2 separate regions of the Homo sapiens genome follow, and region 1 is linked to region 2. The links are chromatin loops, found by intact Hi-C in ENCODE. Cell type or tissue: left lung. All regions are shown on one strand.

Region 1 (8,000 bases), 180 kb before region 2:
GATTTAAACGTTAGACCTAAAACCATAAAAACCCTAGAAGAAAACCTAGGCATTACCATTCAGGACATAGGCGTGGGCAAGGACTTCATGTCCAAAACACCAAAAGCAATGGCAACAAAAGCCAAAATTGACAAATGGGATCTAATTAAACTAAAGAGCTTCTGCACAGCAAAAGAAACTACCATCAGAGTGAACAGGCAACCTACAACATGGGAGAAAATTTTCGCAACCTACTCATCTGACAAAGGGCTAATATCCAGAATCTACAATGAACTCAAACAAATTTACAAGAAAAAAACAAACAACCCCATCAAAAAGTGGGCGAAGGACATGAACAGACACTTCTCAAAAGAAGACATTTATGCAGCCAAAAAACACACGAAGAAAGCTCATCATCACTGGCCATCAGAGAAATGCAAATCAAAACCACTATGAGATATCATCTCACACCAGTTAGAATGGCAATCATTAAAAAGTCAGGAAACAACAGGTGCTGGAGAGGATGTGGAGAAATAGGAACACTTTTACACTGTTGGTGGGACTGTAAACTAGTTCAACCATTGTGGAAGTCAGTGTGGCGATTCCTCAGGAATCTAGAACTAGAAATACCATTTGACCCAGCCATCCCATTACTGGGTATATACCCAAATGACTATAAATCATGCTGCTATAAAGACACATGCACACGTATGTTTATTGCGGCATTATTCACAATAGCAAAGACTTGGAACCAACCCAAATGTCCAACAATGATAGACTGGATTAAGAAAATGTGGCACATATACACCATGGAATACTATGCAGCCATAAAAAATGATGAGTTCATGTCCTTTGTAGGGACATGGATGAAATTGGAAACCATCATTCTCAGTAAACTATCACAAGAACAAAAAACCAAACACCGCATATTCTCACTCATAGGTGGGAATTGAACAATGAGATCACATGGACACAGGAAGGGGAATATCACACTCTGGGGACTGTGGTGGGGTCGGGGGAGGGGGGAGGGATAGCATTGGGAGATATACCTAATGCTAGATGACACGTTAGTGGGTGCAGTGCACCAGCATGGCACATGTATACATATGTAACTAACCTGCACAATGTGCACATGTACCCTAAAACTTAAAGTACAATAAAAAAAAAAAAAAAAAAAAAAAACAGCTATCAATGTTAAATATAAAAAAAAAAAAAAAATTAACTATCTACCGGGCATGGTGGCTCACGCCTGTAATCCCAGCACTTTGGGACGCCAAGGAGGATGGATCACAAGGTCAGGAGATCGAGACCATCCTGCCTAACACGGTGAAACCCCATCTCTACTAAAAACACAAAAAAATTAGCCGGGCGTGATGGCGGGCACCTGTAGTCCCAGCTACTCGGGAGGCTGAGGCTGGAGAATGGCGTGAACCCGGGAGGCAGAGCTTGCAGTGAGCCGAGATAGCGCCATTGCACTCCAGCCTGGGCGACAGGGCGAGACTCTGTCTCGAAAAACAAAAAACGAAAACAAACAAACAAAAAATAAAAATTAACTATCATGACTATCCTTCTGCAATCCACAAGCATTCTAGGGCAGAACTAATATTGGGGATTATTTCAGGTGTTACTTGACCATGGCTTTAGCCCCTTGCTCTTCTCACTCAACGTACTCAACTTCTGCTGTATCTTGTAGCAAAGTTAGTAATAAAAGGGCTTCTGGGATGACAGCACCATGACTGTAGCAAAACAATGTTGGGGTTGGGCGGGGGAAGAAAAAGAGAGAGTCCATGATGCAAGAAAAGTCCTGGGCCACACTCAGTTGGGTCATATTCCTTTTTTTATTATTATTATACTTTAAGTTTTAGGGTACATGTGCATAATGTGCAGGTTTTTTACATATGTATACATGTGCCATATTGGTATGCTGCACCCATTAACTCGTCATTTAACATTAGGTATATCTTCTAATGCTATTCTTAAACTTGAAAAGTGACCAAAGGTAAAATAAAGTCATCAGAGCAAGCAAGATTATGCTGATCAACTGAAGCCAATCATAGCCCACTTTTAGAGCTTGAGTTGGACCAATCTCATTCAAACCATGTGGTTACTACATTATGAGGAAAGAGTGGAATTAATGCTAACTTGTATATTCTCATATGTACACATACATGTATACACAATCCGACAGTCAACCTTAGGGAAAGATGTACAGCAAAGTGTAAAGTGTAGCTTTCCATAGAGTAGTAGGATTATGAATTCTTTCATTTTTTTCTTTTGAATTATTTGTACTTTGTAATGTTTCTATTAACAACCAAAAACCCTTTCTCTAGTTTCTGTAGGAGAGAAATCGTCACTTAAAAATACTCTTCAGGTTGTGCAAGTATCATACTGTGCAAGTTGATATTTATCTGGGATTCCAATTCCGTTTCTGTTGGTCTTTCATTATTTGACCTTGATCAGTCCTCTACTTATATTACTCCCTGAAGGTTTCAGATCTCTCTACCTGTTCTTTTAACTATCTTTTACTAAAATTTATCTTTGATGGTCTAAGGCTAACACTGGTTTATTAAACATTTTACTTTAAAGCAACCTGGTTTAGCTCAGCGTTTCTCACCTTACTCAGTTTCTCCTGTCCACAAATAGGAATGACAGCTAATGAGAGCAATGGTGTCCTCTGGAAAATCCAGGAAAGTTTGCAGAACATCTGGTTAAAATTAAACTAAACTCCAGTCTATGGGATGGTAACAGGATAACTGAATAGTAAGTCCCATCCCTCACTCTCCCAAAAAGACACTGTCTAAAAAGCAACATATGAACCAAACACCTTTACGAGAACTTCAGAAACCAATGAAGAAGCTGCAGTACCCTCAGGGAATGCAACTTCAAGAATATCTGCACTGAAATGGATAAGAAAAGCCTTTACATTCTACCGTCCCTCCCTCTACCCCAAGCTGGCAGAGCTCAGCACAGCTGGGAGAAAACTCTCAACTCATAGCTTCTCTCTCAGGAGGGAAAGAGAAGGAGGAAAAAATGCATCCAATGTTAGGGCTTTCAGGAGATAGCAAGACACTGATTTCTCTTCAACCTGATTTAGAATACTGACAAAACTTGCATACTTTAGATCCCTGGGAGCCACTGAGAACAAAAGAGAACGGTTGGCTTGCTGAAGCAGCAACAAAGATAAACACCAGAGGGAGCAGGAGATTACAAACTCCAAGAAAAGAAACAAGCAAACCTCTCTGGAAAATTACACATACTAGCCAGAGAAAGTGCATCCCCAAAAAAGCTTTGAGAGGCCTCCAGAACCTCTAGCTGGGCTGACTAGTGAAAGTCTTCCTCAGTATAAAGCTAGTCCATAAAGACTAAGAAAGATAGCTTTTTTTTTTTTTTCAAATGCCCAAGTTTCAGCAAAAAACTACAAGGCATACAGAGAAAGAGGGAAACTTGGCCCAATCAAAAGAACAAAATAAATATCCAGAATTCAACCTGAAAGAAGTCGAGATCTATGAATTATGTAACAAATAATTTGAAATAGCTATCTTATAGCAGCTTAATGAGTTTAAATAAGACACAGATAGACAAATAAGAAAAAAATCCAGAAACCTATGTGTGAACAAAAAGAGAATATTAACAAAGAGATAGGAATTACACATTAAAAAAAAATTTCTGGACTTTAAGTATATAATAACTGAGCTGAAAAATTCACTATAAATGTTCAACAGACTTGGCCAAGCAAAAGAAAAAAAAATGCTGAATTTGAGGATAAGTCATTTGAAGTCATCTAATCAGAAGGTAGATAATAATATAAGTGATATTATTTTCTATAATACCAATCAGATAGAAATGAAGAAATCATAAGATACTTATGAGACATCACTGACTGGGCCAACATATGCATTATGAGAGACCCAGAAGAAAAGAAAAAGAGAAAGAGGCAGAGAACTTATCTGAATAAATAATGGCTGGAAACTTCTCTAATCTGAGGATGAAAATAGACATCCAAATTTAAGAAGTTAAACATACTACAACTCTGATAAATCCAAAATGACACAAAGACACATTATCATCAAACTGGCAAAAGTCAAAGACAGAAAGAATCTTGAAAGCAGAAAGAAAATGTGACTTGGTACATCAAAGGGAGCTCCCATAAGATTATCAGTGGTTTTCTCAGCAGAAATCTTACAGGCCAGAAGAGAGTGGAATGACATATTCAAAGTTTTTCTTTAAAAAAAACCTAGCAAGCAAGAATATTATATGTGGCAAAACTGCCCTTCAAAAATGAGGAAGAAATAAAAACTTTCTATAACAGAAAGCTAAAGGAGTTCATCACCACCAGACCGCCTTAAGAGAAACATTAAAGGGAGCCCCTTTAAGTTGAAATGCAAAGGTGTTAGATAGCAATACGAAAGCCTGTAAAAATATAAAGATCTCTGGCAAAGTTAAATACACAGATGCTCCTTGGTTTATGACAGTCCCATAAACCCATTGTAAGTTGAAAATATTTTAAGTCAAGGATACATGGCTAAGAACTGTGGCTCACTGCTGCTGCCCAACATGACAAGAGAAGAATGGTTAGGGTTAGGATTAGGTCATACACCATGACCAAGTGGGATTAATTCCTGTAATGTAAGGATGGTTCAACATACAAACATAAATCAGTGTAAAACATCACATTATCAGAATGACATATAAAAAATTACACGATCTCAATTGATAAAGAAAAAGCATTTGGCAAAATTCAACATATTTTCATGGTAAAAAAAATTCAACAAACTAGAAAGGAAATTACCTCAACATAATAAAGGTCATATATGAAAAGGCTTCAGCTAACATCATACTCCATGGAGAAAACAGTGAAAAACTGAATGTGTTTTCTTTGAGATCAGGAACAAGGCAAGATGCCCACTCTTGCCACTTCTATTCAACATAGTTCTAGAAGTCCTAACCAGAGAAACTAGACAAGAAAAAGAAACTAAAGACATTCAAATTGTGAAGGAAGAAGTAAACTTATCTCCGTTAACATGTAATTCTGTATGTAGAAAATTCTGGACTATGCACACACACACACACATACACACATACATGTGCAAACTGTTAGAACTAATAAATGAAATCACTAAAGTTGCAGGATCCAGAATTGACATGCAAAAAGAAGTTGCTTTTTATATATTAACAATGAAGAATCCAAAAATGAAATTTAAAAAATGATGCCACTTACAATAGCATCAAAAAAGAATAAAATGCTTAGGAATAAACTAAACCAGAGAGGTAAAAGACCTATACACTAAAATCTACAAAACATTGCTGAAAGAAATTTATGAAGACAGAAATAAATGGAAAGATATCCTGTATTCATGGATTGGAAGACTTAATATTGTTAAAATACAAGTAATATCCAAAGTAAGACACAAATTCAACATAATCCTATTAGAATTCCAAAGGCATTTTTTGGCAAAAATTGAAAAGAAATTCTGAAATTTATATGGGATCTCAAAGGACCCCAAAGATTCCAAACAATACTGAGAAAAAAAGAATAAAGCTGGAGGCCTTATACCTTCTGTTTTTAAAACATGTTAAAAGCTGCAGTAGTCAAGACAGTATGGCACTGGCATAAAAACAGACATAAAGACCAATGGAAGAGAATAGAGAGCCCAGAATAAATTCTTGTGTATAAAGTTAAATGATCCTCAACAAAAGTGCCAAGACTACACAATGGGGAAAGAATAGTATCTTCAACAAATGGTGTTGGAAAACTAGATATCCACTTGCAAGACAATGACATTTGATCTTTACCTTATGCAGCAAAAGAAACAACTCAAAATGGATTAAAGACAAAATGTAGGATCTGAAACCATATACATCTAGAAAAAAACATATGATGAAAACCTTGTGACTTTGATTTGGCAATGATTTCTTGATGACACCAAAAGCACAGGCAACAAAAGCAAAAATTGACAAATAGGACTACATCAAACCAAAAATCTGTGCAGCAAAGGAGATGATCAAAAGACTAAAAAAAGCATATAGAATGGGAGAAAGTATTTTCAAACCATATATCTGACAAAAATTTAATATCCAGTATATGTAAAGAGCTCTCACAACTCAGTAACAAAAAAATAAAATGACCTGATTAAAAAACGAACAAAGGATTTGCATAACCTTTCTCTAAAGAAGATATACAAACGAACAAAAAGTTTATGAAAAGATGCTTGACATCATTAATCATCAGGAAAATGCAAATTAAAACCACAATGACATATGACCTTACACTTGTTAGGATGGCCACTATCAAACAAACAAGCAAACAAAAAAACAGAAAATAACAAGTGCTGGTGAGGATATGGAGAAACTTGAACTCTTGTGCACTTTTAGTGGGGAGGTAAAATGGTGCAGCCACTATGGAAAACAGTTTAGGGGTTCCTCAAAACATTAAAAGTAGAATTACCATATGATCCAGGAATCCTACTTCTTTGGGTTTTAATCCAAAAGAATTGAAAACAGGATCTTGAAGAGATACTTGCACACCCATGTCCATCACAGGATTATTCACAAAAGCCAAGATGAAAGCAACTTAAATTTCTATCAACAAACAAGTGGATGAAGAAAATGTGGCCTACCCATAACAATGGAGTATTATTCAGCCTTAAAAGTAAAGGAAATCTAGTCATAGACTAGAACATAGATGAATCTTGAGAACATTATGCTAAATGAAAAAAATAGTTACAAAATATCAAATACTGCATTATTCCACTTACATGAAGTACCTAGAAGAGTCAACTCATAGAAACAGCAAATAGAATGTGGTTATTGGCAGGGCGTGGTGGCTCATGCCTGTAATCCCAGCACTTTGGGAGGCCGAGGTGGGTGGATCACAAGGTCAAGAGATCGAGACCATCCTGGCCAACATGGTGAAACCCCCGTCTCTACTAAAAATACAAAAATTAGCTGGGCATGGTGGTGTGTGCCGGTAGTCCCAGCTACTTGGGAGGCTGAGGCAGGAGAATTGCTTGAACCCAGGAGGCAGAGGTTGCAGTGAGCCAAGATCATGCCACTGCACTCCAGCCCTGGCAACAGAGAGAGACTCCATCTCAAAGTAAAAAAAGGAAAGAGAGAGAGAGAATGTGGTTACCAGGGGCTGAGTTATAAGGGAAATACAGAGTTGTTGTTCAATGGGTGTAGAGTTTCGGCTTTGCAAGATTAACACTCCTAGAGATCTGGGCTGGGCGTGGTGGCTCACGCCTATAATCCCAGCACTTTGGGAGGCTGAGGTGGGTGGATCACCTGAGGTCAGGGGTTCAAGACCAGCCTGGCCAACTTGGCAAAACCCCATCTCTAGTCTACTAAAAATACAAAAATTAGCTGGGCATGGTAGCATGTGCCTGTAGTCCCAGCTACTCGTGAGGCTGAGGCAGGAGAATCACTTAAACCCCGGAGGCGAAGGTTGCAGTGAGCTGAGATCGTGCCACTGCACTCCAGTCTGGGTGATAGAGCAAGGCTCCATCACAAAAAACAAAACAAAACAAAACAAAACAAAAATCTAGAGATCTGTAGCTCAACAATGCCCACATAGTTAACATTACTGTACTGTGCACTTAGAAATGATTAAAATGATACATTTTGTTGTGTTTTTTACCACAATTTAAAAAAACTGACACCAAGTAAAGGCAAAAAAAATAATAATAAAACCTATGATAAATTCTTAGAACACAGGAACCCTGGAAATTAATTAGTCCACATCCCTAATGTTATAGATAAGCAAACTCTCATATTAATTTTATCTGGCTTTTTTTAAATACTAGGTCATCAGGTTACTTTGCAATGATTTACTATTGTGATATATTCTAGCTCCTCATGTTTTAAAGGTTTAAAAAGTATTTGTGATGTGTGCATATATATTACATATATAATTTATTTTTGATGTAATCCTATGTAACACCTCATATCATTGAGGATGCTTCTTTATGCAGCTCATCTGACCTACCCCGTTTTCTGGCATTTCTATAATTCTCCATCATGTCCCA
Region 2 (8,000 bases):
CCAATTCGCCAGCAAGCTGCCAATTAATGAATATTTCTGTAGTTAAAGGATCATCAGTTTCTGGCCTCAAATTTCTCCTAATTGGTGTGAATAATAATAGGAGGATAAAGACAGCAGGGTATGCTCTGCATTTCCAAAGAGGTGAGAAGAGAGGTGACGGACTTGAAGTGAGGGACTCAGTTCAAATTGCCTGGAAGTGGGGACCTTGTCCTCACCATCTTTGTATCCCCAACTCAAAAGCTTTACTGAACCCAGCTATTCTAAAATTAATTTGATGAGTGGCTAAGGAATTAGATTAACTGGTACTAAGCGTTAAGCTTCAGAGCACACTATGAAACTTGGCAGAGTGGTGAGGGCCCACCGCCGAGATCCAGTCAGGAGGCTCACCAAAGGGTGACACGCAGAGGCTGCCACTGCAGTGTCCTTGCTTTGTCTTCTTAGGTAAATAAGTCTTTGCTTCTCACCCTCCACCCCCTTGCTATAGCCCTATGTGGAAACTACTTCCTGTTTTAAACAACTCACAGCCACAGCAGAACAAAAACGATTCACAATCTCTGAGTGCCTAGAAGTGTTTCATATTGTATAATACGTGAAAATGAGAAATTTAAAAGCACTTTTAGAATTGGGAGATGTTTTCTTCATTGAATATGTTATATAATCATTATTTCATTTATTTAATTAATTTTTGAGAACAAATACAAGAATTTATGTTTGCTTAGCATTTGACAGTTTTAAAACACTATGCAGACATTGTTTTTGGATCTCTATGCAGTTCTGTAAGGAACAAAGATTGGAATTTCATTCAGATTTATGGATAAGAAAGCTCAGGGGGAAAAGAATAAGGGAAGAGCAGCCCAAGGCCACTTAGTGAGCTTTGCACCCAGAGCTTCAGCACAGACTCCTGGGCAAGACCAGGAAACTATTTAAGGAAAGCAAAGCTTATTTAGATGTCAATTTACATATTTGCTGTTTTTCTTCCTGTAAGAGAAATAATAGCTCTCAGGATGTAAATGTGCCACTTCAAGGCAAAATAGGGTAGCCATAAGTGATAAACTGTCTAATATATCAAATTCATGGTGATATGAAAGTGTCAACAATGATATTTGCTTACTGGAGTGTGTGTGTGTGTGTGTGTGTGTGTGTGTGTGTGTGTAAGTATGAATATTTTCCTCCCAGAACCACTGCTAGAAACACAAAAATATTTTGGTGGGAAAAAAAATGTAAGTAAATGTTGGCTGGTGAGACTCAGAGAGGGCAGGATACGGTGAAAAGCATATCCTGCAAAGCAAAAGACCAGTGATTGCCTTGATACCCTGGAGACTATGGAGGCAATGGGAAAAGAAGAGAGGTAAAGTGAGGAAAGAAGCCAGGGAGATGTGGGCCACAAGTCCGTAGAGGTGATTGTCATCTGGGAATGTCATGAACCCTCATGATCCTCTGAATTTTCAAAAAAAAAAAAAGAAAGAAATCACAAAATGCTTAAGAATGGTGGATTTGAAATATAACTTGATGAGTGAGATTAAGCCCTGCATCCAGGCTACAATAGGAGAAGGAAAGAGTGTTACGACAAGGAAAAATAGAAGCAAAAGGAAGCATGATGAGGTAGAGCGCTGGGATGTTAGGGACCATGGAATTAGATTCCGGAAAAGGTACGCAATTTCTGAAAGGCAGGGAGGCTCCAGATGGCATACAGATGGATGGATTGGTGGGCGGACAGATGGAAAGATGAGTTGATGAGAGGCAGACAGATCAATAGTTAAATGGTTATCACTATATTAGACTTAGATGCATTGGAAATTAATGTATACCTAAGAATAGTAAGAAGATTCTGAACATCATGAAAAGTTTCCGAATTTAAGCTAGGGAAGGCCTGAAAGAAGTCATTCAGTTTGATAGTTTGATATTAGAAGGTGTTGGTGATCTCAGCACATTTTGAGAAAGATTGGCTCCGTTGGTGAGGCACCCACGATGTCACCCATACACCTTTTCTTCTGTGGGTGTCCTTTGATTAAGCAAACTACGGAACACTATTTCTCTTTCCGTGGAACATATCTAGGCCAAAGTGATTAAAATGAGGATAGTTGCACACTAGATCTCACTCCTGAAGTTTCATTTTCCCTTCCACAAAAGAAAAGGCTAAAATTCTTTTCTATGTGAAAGTTACAGCAGATTTTAAAATGTGATTCTTTAAAAAACCATCTCATTAGTCACTGACAGTAAAAAATCACCTCCTGTTGGTCTCAATCAAACATTTTAAAGGCTATATCTGATTTTACAGTATTTAAAATCTGTTCTTAAACATTTACTATTGCTAGCCCATAGCTCTTCTTTTTTCTTGCATTTCTAAGTAAGCATTAGTGTCCAGAGTAACACAAATGAAAAACAGACCAATATCAGGGGCTCATGATCATAACTGGTCTCAGCTGAGTATGAGCGGCCTGTGATGCAAATGTAATGAGTGCTTAGGACAAGGGTGATGAAGCAGAAAGCTTAACAAACTGCACTCAGATTGCCTGGCTCTGCATTCTAGATACACTTCACACTAGTTTTTGAGACCTTGGGCAAGATATATAACTTCTCTATGGCACTATTTCCTCATCTGTAAAATACAGTTAATAACAGCATCTGCCCCATGAGTTGTTACAAAAATCAAATTAGATTTAAATAATAAAAAGTCATGGATGAGGAAAAAAGTCTGCAAAACTCATATCTGACAAAGAACTTGCCTCCAAAATATACAAAGAATTCTTAAAACTTAACACTAAGAAAACAACTCAATGAAAAAGTGGGTAAAAGATCTAAACTGGTATCTCACCAAAGAAGATATACAGATGGCAGAAAAGCATATGAAAGATGCTAACATCATATGTCACTAGAGAATTGCAAATTAAAACAACAATAAAACACTTCTCTTCACCTGTTAGAATGTCTTAAATCTGAAACAACAATATTAAAGGCCGGTGAACATGTGGAGCAATGGAAACTCTCATTCCTTGCTTGTGGGAATGCAAAATGATAACAGCTACTTTGGAAGGCAAGTTGGCAGTTTCTTGCAAAGCTAACTGTAGTCTGGCCATCTGATCCAGCAGTCGTGCTACACAGTATGAGGTTATTTGTCCAAATAAGTCAAAAACTTACATCCACACAAAATCCTACTTTTACAGCAGCTTTATTCATAATTGCTGAAAATTAGAAGCAACCAAGATGTCCTTCAACAGGTGAATGGATAAACAAATTGTGGATTATGCACACAATGGAATACTACTTGGCAATAAAAAGAAATGAGATATCGAACCATGAAAAGACATGGAGGAACATTAAGTGAAGATTGCTAAGTGAAAGAAGACAATCTGAAAAGGCTACATACAATTATTGCGACTGTATGACATCCTGAAAAAAGCAAAATGATGGAGGTGGTAACATATCAACGATTGCCATGGGTTTGAATGCGAGGAGAGAGGATGATGAGGTAGAGCTCAGGGGCTATCTAGGGCAGCGATAATATTCTGTATTACTGTAATGGTGGATGCAGAACTTCATGCACTTGTCAAATCTCACAGAACTGTACAACACAAAGTGATTCTTAATGCAAACTATGGACTTGAGTTAACACATCAACGTTTTTCAATAAGCATAAAAATGTTCATTAATTGTAGCAAATGTACCAAACTAATGCAAGATTTCATCAATGGGGAAACGGTGGGGTTAGGAAACAGGGAGTATGTGGAAACCCTGTGCTTTCTGCTCAATTTTTCTATAAACCACAAACTTCTCTAAAAAACTAAAGTTGACTAGTTTTAAGAAATTAATTTTTAAAAATTAAATTAGATAATAGATGAAATTGTGTTAGAGCAGTGACTGACACATAAATAGCCTAAAAACATAAACAGAAGGAGACAAGTATGTGCTATGTGTAGGTGTCAGGATACATCAATAAAAACAATAGTTAAAGGGCAGGTGTATCTCATTGTACATCAGTCAAGGATGTGCATATTTTGGGCTGAAGATAAAAAAGTGTTCATAATCTAGAAAAGGATTAGGAAGTCAAGACATTGAAGAACCAGAAAAAATTATGTCAGACGGAGGAAAAATCCCAGTAACCGTTTCCTGGGAAATCCAGGCTAATTTGAGGAGGAGCTGTTTAAAGTCAAAAATGGAAAGAAATTCTTATAAAGACTGAACCAATTTAGGGTAGACCTTGCCCTCTAACCTCCCTCTCTACAGCTGCTATCTGCCATCATCCCTTCTCTTTGCCCCCAAGGTCTGGAGATTGTAAGTGTGTCAAAGTCCTCAGGTACACAACTGATTTGGAACTGAACTGGAACCATGGGTTCCAACAAATAGGAAAAAGTAGAAGCTGCCATGTCGTAAACTTTCATTAGGCATGGCATATGGTTTTAAGAAACACTTAAAGTATCTGTTTGGTCTCTTAATATTCTTTCAGTTCATGGTTTTATAAATTTTGGTGTTTGTCTATCATCAATTTAATTGCGTTTAAGAATAACCCAGACTGTACACTTTAGTTGTTCAAGTGCTTCCCTCTAGTGGTGATACACATGTACATCACTGTAAAGGAAGGAATAGGCTACATTGTCTAACCTGAATATTTTGTGGGTTTGTTTCCAAATTAATGTGGCATGTACAGTTAAATAGTTTCATGACTAAAAAAAAAAATCTGAATTTCAAAGTAATCTCTTGGGAATTTGGCAAATACTATCTGGCCAGGTGATCATGTACCCTGACTTGATGAAATATGTAAGATATTATTTTCCAAAAGACATATAACCGCCTTCTAACCATAAGAAAAATATCAGATAAACCCAAACTGAGAGTCACTCTATAAAACACCCAATACTCCTTAAGGCTGTCAAGGTATGAAAAACAAGGAAAGACTAGAAACTGTCAGAGACCAGGGGATGTTAAGGAGACATGTCTGTTAATGCAATGAGGTACAGGTGACTAGACTCAGGACCAGAAAAAGAACATAAGTGGAAAGACTATTAAAATCCAAATAGAGTATGGCATTTAGTTAATAACAATGTATCATTGTTTCTTAGCTGTGACAAATATTTTGTGAGTAATGTATTAAAAATAGGAGAAACTGGGTGAGGAATTATAGGTACTATCAGCAAAATTTTGTAACTTTTTGTAAATCTAAATATATTCTAAGATTGAAAAGATATTAAAATTGACATGTTCTCTCAAAGAGCACATCAAAACTTTTCTCAACCTACTTTTCTTTTCTTTTCTTTCTTTCTCCCTCTCTCCCTCTCTCCTTCTCTCTTTCTCCCTTCCTTTCTTTCTTTTGCATATTCCTTTAAGTCCTCTCTTCCCAGGATTCTAATATCAAGTTCGTAATATTTTTAACTAAATTCTGTAACTTCTTGCACAACTTTGTAAACATATTAAAGTCATTTAATTTTACATTTAAAATAGGAAAATTTTACAGCATGTGTATTGTATCTCAAGAAAGTCTTAAAATCGGTACATTCTATCAATTGATTCTAATTTCATCTTCTCATGTTACTGCTCTTTAAATATTGAAACTATTCCCTTCCTTCTTTTTTCTCTTTTTTTGCATTCTTTATTTGAGAGGGGGATGTCCTTCCTTTTGAAGAGAAATTTTTAAGTCTTTACATTTCATTATTTGAACAGTTTCTGTAATTTCACTGTCAGGTCATTATCTCATAGACACGTCCCAGAGTCTGAAAACACTTCCACATTTGTGACCCATTCTGAATGCAATATATCAATTGATTCTAAAGTGAAAGTCTTATTTTCAGTTTCAAATGTTATTTCTAACATAAGAGAACAACATTTTCCCTTCTTAATAATACAGTGCTAGAAATTGACGGAGAAACATAATACAGTAGGTTGAGCATAACCTTTAGGCTCAAAGTCAAAACATTTACTTGCTATATTATTTCAGAAAAAGTAAGAGTCTTGATATGGTTTGGATCTGTGTCCTCACCAAATCTTGTGTCAAATTTGAACCTCTAATATTGGAAGTGGGGCATGGTAGGAGGTGACTGGATCAGGAGATGTTTCTCATAAATGTTTCAGCACCATCCCCTTGATGCTGTGCTCATGATAGTAAGTTTTCAGAAGAGATCTGGTTGTTTAAAAGTGTGTAGCACCACCGCCCCTTCCCAACACTTGCTTCTGCCATGGAAGATGCCTGCTCCTTATTTACCTTCTGCTTTGAATAAAAGTGCCCTGAGGCTCCCCCAGAAGCAGACGCCACCATGCTTCCTGTACAGCCTGCAGAACCATGAGCCAATTAAACCTCTTTTCTTTACAAATTACTCAGTATCATGTATTTCTTTTTTTTTTTTTAATGACAGAGTCTCGCTCTGTCACCCAGGCTGGCGTGCAGTGGTGCAATCTCAGCTCACTGCAAGCCCCGCTTTCCGGGTTCACACCATTCTCCTGCCTCAGCCTCCTGAGTAGCTGGGACTACAGGCCCCTGCCACCACGCCCAGCTAAGTTTTTGTATTTTTAGTAGAGATGGGGTTTCACTGTGTTAGCCAAGATGGTCTCCATCTCCTGACCTCGTGATCCACCCACCTTGGCCTCCCAAAGTGCTGGGATTACAGGCGTGAGCCACCGCGCCCGGCCTCATGTATTTCTCCATAGCAATGCAAGAATGGACTAATACAAGTTTAGGTCAAATTTACCTTTAAAAATTACTTAGAAAAAAAAAAAGCTGGATTCTAGGTTTTGAAATCATTTTTTTTTAATCAGGGTTTTATATACTACTCTCTACTATTGGTCATGTCTTCTATTCATCTACCTTAAATGATTATTTACCTTTTCAGATAAATAAATGCTACGGGAATTCGTTACCACCAGACCTGCCTTACAAGTGGTCCTTGCAGGAGTGCTAACCATGGAAATAAAGACTGATCAGAGCCATCATAAAAACACACTTAAGTACATCGACACTATAAAGTAACTACACAATCAATTCTACATACCAACCAGCTGACAACACAGTGACAGGATCAAATGCACACACATCAATATTCACTGTGAATGTAAACATGCTAAACACCTCATTTAAAAGGCACAGAGTGGCAATTGGATAAAGAAGCAAGACCTAACTGTATGCTGTCTTCAAGATGCCCATTCCACATGCAATGACACCCATAGGCTCAAAGTATGGGTTGGGGAAAGATCTATCAACCAAATGGAAAACAACAACAACAAAAAAGAGCAGGGGTTGCTATTCTTATTTCAAACCAAAAAGGCTTCAAACCAACAACTATCAGAAAGGACAAAGAGGGGCATCACATAATGATAAAGAGTTCAATTCAAGAAGAAGACTTAACTATCCTAAGTATGTATGCATCCAACACTGGAGCACCCAGATTCACAAAACAATTCATAGAGACCTATGAAGAAACTTAGATAACCACACAATAATAGTGGGAAACTTCAACAGCCCACTGATAATATTAGGTGGATGTTCAAGGCAGAAAATTAATAAAAATATTCAGGATCTAAACATTTGAGCAAATTGTCCTAGTAGACATCTACAGAGCACTACACCAAACAAAACAGAATATACATTCTTCTTATCTGCACATGGCACATACTCTAAAATTGACCTCATGCTCTACCATAAAGCAATCCTCAACAAATTAAAAACAAAAAATCAAATCATACCGGCCACACTTTCAAACCACAGTGCAACATAAATAGATACTTCTCAAAAGAAGACATACATGCGGCCAAAAGGCATATGAAAAAAAGTTGGACATCACTGATCAAGAAATACAAATCAAATCGACAATGGGATACCATCTCACACCAGTCAGAATGGCTAACATTAAAAAGTCAAGAAATAACAGATGCCCTTAAAAGAGACAGGAATTGCTCACTCGGGGAGCTCAGTTGTTGGAGACGTGAGTTTTGCCGAAGTTCCCGGCTGAATAAAGCCCTTCCTTCTTTAACTTGGTGTCTGAGGGGTTTTGTCTGAGGCTTGTCCTGCTGCAATA

Evidence for each region. Hi-C counts contacts between places; a loop is a spot of excess contacts. Peaks named below come from ENCODE experiments on the same cell type or tissue, not always from the same donor. Only the 100,000 strongest peaks of a DNase experiment are listed, where the experiment ranks them.
Region 1: a loop joins it to region 2, with 3 times the contacts of the local background. A loop is called at or near these places in 31 of 110 quality-filtered maps.

What each region holds. Positions count from the first base shown.
Region 1 is chr13:108,503,623-108,511,622 of GRCh38, reverse strand. It overlaps a transcript of MYO16 not described here. Among named protein-coding and RNA genes, the nearest start is that of MYO16, 120 kb to the left of the region's middle. In left lung, CTCF peaks have their summits at 2,939 and 3,140 (motif pointing right); no DNase peak of the experiment used is centred here.
Region 2 is chr13:108,318,949-108,326,948 of GRCh38, reverse strand. No RefSeq gene overlaps it. Among named protein-coding and RNA genes, the nearest start is that of TNFSF13B, 53 kb to the right of the region's middle. RefSeq lists an enhancer at 1-330. In left lung, a CTCF peak has its summit at 4,566 (motif pointing left); a DNase peak (open chromatin) is centred at 372; H3K27ac peaks cover 2,474 bases.